Linked DNA regions of Homo sapiens: all the other regions are linked to region 1. The links are chromatin loops, found by intact Hi-C in ENCODE. Cell type or tissue: CD4-positive, alpha-beta T cell. All regions are shown on one strand.

Region 1 (2,500 bases):
ACACACTCCATTAGGAGAGGTGAGAGGGTCAGTGGGCCAGGGCAGTGTAGAGAAGGGCTGAATGAGGAAGGATGATCTTTTCTGGTATTCCCATGATGTTCAGCCCTTCATGCTCAACAGAGAGGTTCTCGGGGTGAATGTAGGTGTGACACATGCCTCTGCCCAGCAGTGCTGGGAGCAGGCCAGGGGTTGGTCTCTGCTCAGGCTCAACATGCACAAGGATGTGGGTCTGGGAAACGGTGCTCTCCCTGGCCTCATGACAACATGCACATCTCCACAGAGCTTGCACATCTAAAGGCTCAAACCTACCTCAGACACTGCTCTGTCCCCACCCCCTGCAAGGGCTTCATCTTCACCTTGCAAATGTGAAATGAAGGCTTCTTGCAGGTATGAAAGAATGGCATGCACATGTGAAATTTCTAAAACTTTCTGAGATATTGGGTCTATTCCTGACTTCACCCTTACCAGTCTTAACTCATCCAATGCTAGGAGATCTCCCAGTACTGCAAGAGCAATTTCCACAGTGAACGATTCCACACCTCCCCATTTCATTTTCTATCAGTTTTCACAAATTGAGTTTTTTCTATGTCTAGAAAAAGCTTCTACATCTATGTTCTAACAGCTTTCAGAAACGGAGCTTTTTATTGTGTCTAACCACACACAGTCCCTCCAGGTGCACTGGGACCTCTGTCTCCCTTGGAACTTGAGAAAGGGAGCCTGCTGGACAAATCAGCTTGCTGGACCCCTTGCCAGTGTGTTCTCTCCTGCCTCTTGGGATCCACCTTCCTGTGTATGCTGCGGGGAGAGGAGTCCCTGTGCTGGGCGCTTGGGGAACCTCACCTGGAGCCCTGTGTCTCCTGCTCCTGCTTCAGCTCACTGGCCTTCATCTGCACATAGTCCTGCACCAGTGCAGCCAGCAGGAGGCGCGCGTCCTCTTTACTGAGTGTGGCCGGGTCTGGGCTGCTCTCCAGGGCAGACCTGTGGAAGGGAAGCAAACTCCTTGCAGGCTGTGAGCCCCTGACTGACCCTCCCCAGGATAGGCAGCCAGGCTTCCTGGTCTCTGCTTCTTCCCCTGGGGATGTGGCCACCGCGACTCCCAGGGGACGGGCATGAGGCCAGGGTCCACCTGTGGGCACTGATTCACCAGGAGCCACGCGTGACTTCAGAGGCACAGAGCTGTCTGGTCCTAGGGGCAGTGGGAGCAGAAGGCGCCTCTGGCTCCAGGCTGTCTCACCTGAATGGCGCCGCCTGGAGGCTGCCCGCCTGGTACAGGACCAAGATACTGAGAGCCAGGAAGGGGGAGAACTTCCGGAAACCCATGCCGCCTCTCTGTAAAGGAAGGATGACGTTACTACTGCACCAGCACAGATCTAGGTTCCAGTCCTGCCTCTGCCACAACTGCCATGTGACCTTAGGCACGTTACTTCAGCTGCCTGAGCCTCTGTTCCCTTCATTTGCAGGAAGGGCTGCTGTGAATCTCAAGAGACACATTGCAGTGAGTGAATGGCTTGATAGAGCGGAAAAAGGTGTCCTAGGGGAAGGGTGGAGAGAAAGGATGAATTTTGGTTCTGTTTTGTTGAAGGCCAGGGAGAAGCCACACGCGCCCGTGCACACAAACAGACACTTCTGCCCTGATTTATGCCTAAACCAGGCGTGGACGCACCTTGCTGTAGACCTGCTCTCCCCTTCTCGCCTTCTCCTCTGCTGGGCTTCGCGCCAACGCATGCGAGGGGAAGGTGGGAAGGGTGGATTGGAAAGGAGCGCTCATTTCTCAGTCTTGGAACTGGGAAAAATTTTTAACGTGCCAGTTACGGGTGTCTCAGGACTCGCCCGCAAAGCCAGCCCTCTGCCGGAGCGCGTTTTAGCAGCAGATGCTGAGCAGCAGCTCCGCGAGGTGAGCGCCCAGGGTTCTAGTCCGCTAACAACACTGCCTTAGATCCGGACCGGAATCCCGGGAAGGCTCACCAGGGAGGCGCCTCAGAGGAAAGCTCAGGGTTCCGACCTCCCGGGAACGAAACATGCTCCCGAAGGACAAAGACGGCGCAGGGCGCTCCCGGACCCAACTCTGCAGAATCCTGCGCTCAGCCAGGCCCCAACGCCAGGGCTGCAGACCCGCCTACCTCCGCTCGCTGCGCTTCCAGCGCCCACGCTGAGCCATGGGGATGCTTGGGCTCCTCTCGCACTGGTAGGAGAAACTGCCAGGACAACCCTAACCGCTCGCCTTCTACGGGGCCTGGAAGAGAGCTAGGACCACCGCTGTAAGGTAGGACCAGATGGCGGCGGAGAGGCAGACAGGCAGATGGAGCAAACTGGATGAACTAGTCGAAGAAGCAGGTTATTCGAGTGAGCGGAATGGGGAATGGGAAGTTCCTCACCTGGCGACTAGAGTTTCAGGGCAGCGCGAGCGGCCGGTCGACCCGGGATGAACACCACACCTGCTGTGGGCGCCTTCCCCGCGGAGACCCCGCTCTTATTACAGAGATAGCTGGAGGGGGGGGGT
Region 2 (2,500 bases), 770 kb after region 1:
GTCTTGGTTTTTGGTGTGTGTGTGTGTGTGTGTGTGTGTGTGTGTGTGTGTATGTGTGTGGTACATTTACTCCTTGTTTTATAGGCCAATAAGGGAATGAGAAATTTGAAATTTTATGAATTTTATTTATTTATTTTAATTTTTGAAAGAGTCTCGCTCTGTTGCCCAGGCTGGAGTGCAGTGGCATGATCTTGGCTTACTGCAACCTCTGCCACCTGGGTTCAAGCGATTCTCCTGCCTTTCTTAGCCTCCTGAATAGCTGGGACTACAGGTGCCCGCTATCACGCCCAGCTAATTTTTATATTTTTAGTAGACACGGGGTTTCACCATGTTGGCCAGGCTGGTCTCGAACTCCTGACCTCAGGTGATCCACTTGCCTCGGCCTCCCAAAGTGCTGGGATTATAGGCCTGAGCCACCATGCCTGGCCTATGGATATGTCACTTTCGATGGGATCAGTGGAAGCAGGAATGGAAGATGAGTGTGAGTGTGTTTTACTTTCAGAGAGGCAGATTAGCAAAGTTATTTGATGTTTAAGCACTAAGCAGGTCACTTTACTTCTCTGACAAAGTCCCTGCCCTCATGGAGTTCCTTTCTAGTTCGGTCGGGGAAGAAATGGACAATAAAAGTAAAAAATAAAAGACGAAGTAGATAAGATATATGTGGTGTTGAGAGAAAAGGAGGAAGGGAGAAAAGAGGGAGGGGGAAAAGAGAAAAAAACCTGGAAAATATTCTGAGCAAGAAAAAACATCAGCCTTCTACATGATGTGTAGTCTTGAGTAGAATGAGGTGAAAGCTCAGGGTTAAAAAAGGATCACTGTCTCTTTCCTTATGTGCTACCACCAGATTTAGAAAAAATTAATTTTAATATGAAAACTGTCAAATATATACAAAAGTCCAGAGAACCTACAACCATATACACGTTGCCCAGATTCAGTATTTTTCAGGGTTTTCCTACACTTGTTTATTGTTTCCGTTCTCTCCTTTCCTTTTCCCTTCCCCTTTCTATACCCTATGGTTTTAGAGAACTCCTACGACTTTCCTGAGAATGATGCTGTGCTCAGAACTGCCCTCCATTTGTTTACAACTCCCCAGTGGTACCTTAGAGCTAGCCTATCCTTTTTCTATGCAAGGGTGGTAGACTTAACCAGTGTGCTGGATTCACTGAGTTTCCTAGAATTTCCAGTAAATTACCAGTCCCAGGGTGTAGACCAGGCACCACTCTGTGGCAGTGTTTGGGAACTACACTTTCACCAATAGCTTGGTGTCAGAAGAAAGTGTGTTGTCACTCCTTACCACTGAAGGCGGAAGGGCAACTCACCCCTTTTTCTCTCCTTCCTTCTTCTTTTCCTCCTTAACGTGGCTTCTTTGAATGGGGAGATACTGAGTTGGCAGTTCTCCTTAGGAGGCCAGCCCGAGCTCCTGTTATGCAATCTAGTGGCATGTAAGCAGGATTATCCTGCTTATCCCAGCATAATATTATACTTTGGCATTATTAGGGGCTTCTGACAAACTTACCCAGATCAATTTTTTTTGAGGCGGGGGTGGAAACAGGGTCTTGCTTTGTTGCTCAGGCTGGAGTGCAGTGGTGCCATCATGGCTCACTGCAACCTCATCTTTCTGGGCTCAAGCAATCCCCTGACCTCAGTCTCCTGCCTCAGCCTCCTGAGTAGCTGGGACTATAGGCGCGTGCCACCATGCCTGGCTAATTTATTTTTTGTAGAGATGGGGGTTGCCCAGGCTTGCCAGACCCGATTTTATCTCTGTCTGAATGTGATAGCTTCCCTAATCCTAAATGTTTCTCCACATCTCCTGACAATGTTAAAGAAACTGAAGTTCATTTGCCCATCCATACTACCGGGAAGGCATGCTGCCCTTTGAATGGGAGGGTATTCCTTGTCTTTTGACTAGGATTCTTCTGCACACATCCTTTCATGTCTATCAGGAAACATGTGCTCTCTCCATCCTCCACCCTTCCTTTCCCCTCAGTGTACTCTTTTGAGCCCTTGGGTCCACCCTTCTTCCCTATCCTTGCCTGAACCTTTACTGTCTAGCTCAGTGCAATACTGTGCTTGCTTTTTTTTCCTCTTTTTTTCTCTTTCTGCTACAGAACATCCTTTCTGGGCTGTGGTTGGTAACTTTTTATAATTTCAGGAGAGAGACTGTTTTCTTTTCTGGCAAATTGCTGAGGCTGTGTTGATAAGTGAACGCATACATAGTTCTGTACATAACTGTAGTATTAACTGTCTAACTTCTCTTGCCTTCTGAACAAGCATGGTATTGGCACTTCATGCTGTTTGTTTTTTGGCTTGGGTATAGACTTAAAATGCCCCAATCCTTCTCTTGCCCCCAGTAATACCTCAACTACTGGTGGTTGTATAAAAGGCACTGGACTCTGAAGATAGAGACCTTGTCTTTATGGAGTATCTTTATGGAGTACTTAGTAGGTGCTTCATACATGATCACTGAACAAATGAGTGAGTGAAATCAAGAGAGCAAGGA
Region 3 (2,500 bases), 1.3 Mb after region 1:
AGAACTAGATAGAGCTGGCCTTACCTTAAACCAATGATTTCCAGAGTGTACACAGCAACAGATAAGAAAGACCTTTGATGGAGTGAAGGAGGGAACTATTAGACATTATTTATTTATTTATTTATCTAATTTATTTAAAATTAGAAATAAATTAAGGTCTAATAATTTTTAATGTATGGATTGACAATAGGACCTGTAAATTATGAATAAACATTCACATATTGTGGGTGCCTGCTCCAGAACAATTTTGGTAATGATGATCAGTGGTCACTGCCTTAGCATGGCCTCAGATAATAGCACTGCCATTTCTCTGATCTACTCTTGCTTGAAATTGATTCATAAAAGACCTTGAGTGTCAGGCTAAGGGGTCTGGCCTTTATTCCATGGCTTCGAAAGCCCTCAGAAGGTTTTAAGTACAGCATAGTAATTAATGGTGTGGGTTCTACAACCAGATGAATAATTTATTAGCTCTAATATTTACTACCTCTCTGACCTTGGGCATGTAATTTAGCCCTTTTAAGCCTCTGTTACCTCATCTGTAAAACAGGATAATAAAAGTAACCACCTCCTGATGTTGCTATAAAGATTAAAAAAGAGAACACATTCAGAGCACCTCCTGTGGAGCTTGGCATGCCGTGAGCCATCAATAAGTGTTTGCTATAATTCTATTTTAGGATTCCACTCTCTTGGCCCCGACATCTCCATGTAAGATTCAGACCTCAAGCCACCGCATTCTAGAACTAGCTCTTCAAATACAGGTGGAAACTGCTAAAACGCAGTATTTGAAGATGTAAATTCTTTGGTTTTTAAGACCTCCTCCCTCATTACTCAGTTCTGGGCATAGTGGCTTTATAAGGGGCTCAGATAACCTGCTAAGGCACATCTGGAAGGTGTAAGCTGATATATTTGGCATTTGTCTCCAAGATTTAAATCCAGGTCTACCACACTCCAGTGTACCAACCTGTCTTTATTCTATTATGGTAAGCTCTAAAACTGGTTCCTCCTCAAATGACTTTTTCAACTTCAAAATATTATTACTTCCTCGTTTAACATCACAGCATTGGGGCTGCACCTGTCCCCACCACTAATCAGCATTAATTGAATTTTTAAATCCAAATTAAAAATGACAGGTGGTGCTATTATGTTCTTAGCCACTCAACTTCTAGCTGGTTTTAAAATTGCATTCTTCTCCCCCTCAGAAAATCCAAATCATTTTCTCAGTTTAAGAAGGAAGTATTTGCAGGTGCTGAATTTGTCCTTGTAGCGCTAATGCTGAGTGATCCTCTGCCAAATTACATTCAAGAGCGCCATCTCCTGTCCAAAGTTTAAAAGAAAATGAACAAATAAGCAGGTGCCTAAATAGTCTTGTGCCTTTAATCAGCTGCTTAACTAGTTAACCATGAAAATGAGCTTTTTAGGGCTAATGAGAGTTACCCAATTTGCAGACATTGGGTGTTTTTTTTTGTACCATGATTTTCCAGCTGCTTGCATCCCGCCTCCTTTACAGTGTGTAGCACCTGCTTATGCTGCCTTGTTGGTGTACATGGTGTTGCTTAAAGGCCCCTCCTGGATGCTGAGAGGCATGGCATGTGCTAGGTCTCCCAGGTTGAAAATCTGATTCAGGATTCCAGACAGGCTTCTGGGTTTAGCGTAGGACCTGGGAATCAGGTATGTGTTCTTTATATTTAAATATTAGACAAGAAAGTTATAAGAAGTCAGGTTGAACTTTATCGATACTCTATAAAAGCAAAGAAATGATTGAAAATCAAAGCAACCTGGTCCAGAGTCAGCACATCTATGGCTATCACTCTGCCTATAAAGAAAATGCAGGTACTTCTGCAGTAATCAAATATGTATATTTCTGATGGGAAAAGAGAAACATCCTTTCTATAAAATTGCAAACTAAAAATAATTAAGACTTGTAGGGAAAATAGGATTGAGGCAGACAATTCAAAACATATGCAGCTTTGCAACCAGAACATTAACAAAGGTAATAACATCTTAATTAAAATACCAGCACAGTTTAAAGAGTATGCTCACTCAGTGCTTAATAAATAAATTCTACATGAAATAAAGGACTTTGCCTTAAAAAAGAAGAAAGGCCAGGCATGGTGGCTCACGCCTGTAATCCTAGCACTTTGGAAAGCTGAGGCAGGCAGATCTCTTGAGGTCAGGAGTTCAAGACCAGCCTGGCCAACATGCTGAAACCCCATCTCTACTGAAAATACAAAAATTAGCCAGGCGTGGTGGTGCAAGCCTGTATCAGCTACTCTGGAGGCTGAGGCAGGAGAATCACTTGAACCCAGGAGGCGGAGGTTGCAGTGAGCTGAGATCGTGCCACTGCACTCCATCCTGGGTGACAGAGCGAGACTGTCTCAAAAAAGAAGAAAAAGAAAGAAAGGTTGGGTAATTTGATGAAAGGCAATATAAGAGAACTCATAGTCTTCTGAGTCATGAAAATAAGGAAAAAAACTGCACAGGATCAGGGAGAACTGAGCCC

The links. Peaks named below come from ENCODE experiments on the same cell type or tissue, not always from the same donor. Only the 100,000 strongest peaks of a DNase experiment are listed, where the experiment ranks them.
Region 2: it touches region 1 in a loop (3-fold over the local background); 3 of 110 quality-filtered maps call a loop at or near these places.
Region 3: a loop joins it to region 1, with 4 times the contacts of the local background. A loop is called at or near these places in 4 of 110 quality-filtered maps.

Annotation. Positions count from the first base shown.
Region 1 is chr11:15,073,539-15,076,038 of GRCh38, reverse strand. It overlaps CALCB (calcitonin related polypeptide beta), which reads right to left and starts at 2,446. Exons shown (of 5, transcript NM_000728.4): 1 at 2,376-2,446; 2 at 1,235-1,329; 3 at 841-978. The coding sequence starts at 1,320. RefSeq lists a silencer at 951-1,000 and an enhancer at 1,043-1,544. In CD4-positive, alpha-beta T cell, CTCF peaks have their summits at 753 and 953 (motif pointing right); DNase peaks (open chromatin) are centred at 938, 1,298 and 2,118; H3K4me3 peaks cover 1,693 bases; H3K27me3 peaks cover 684 bases.
Region 2 is chr11:14,299,625-14,302,124 of GRCh38, reverse strand. All of the region lies in intron 1 of RRAS2 (RAS related 2), which reads left to right. Among named protein-coding and RNA genes, the nearest start is that of RRAS2, 58 kb to the left of the region's middle. In CD4-positive, alpha-beta T cell, a CTCF peak has its summit at 1,220; a DNase peak (open chromatin) is centred at 1,234.
Region 3 is chr11:13,771,453-13,773,952 of GRCh38, reverse strand. No RefSeq gene overlaps it. Among named protein-coding and RNA genes, the nearest start is that of LINC02548, 12 kb to the left of the region's middle. In CD4-positive, alpha-beta T cell, CTCF peaks have their summits at 1,109 and 1,310 (motif pointing left); a DNase peak (open chromatin) is centred at 1,292.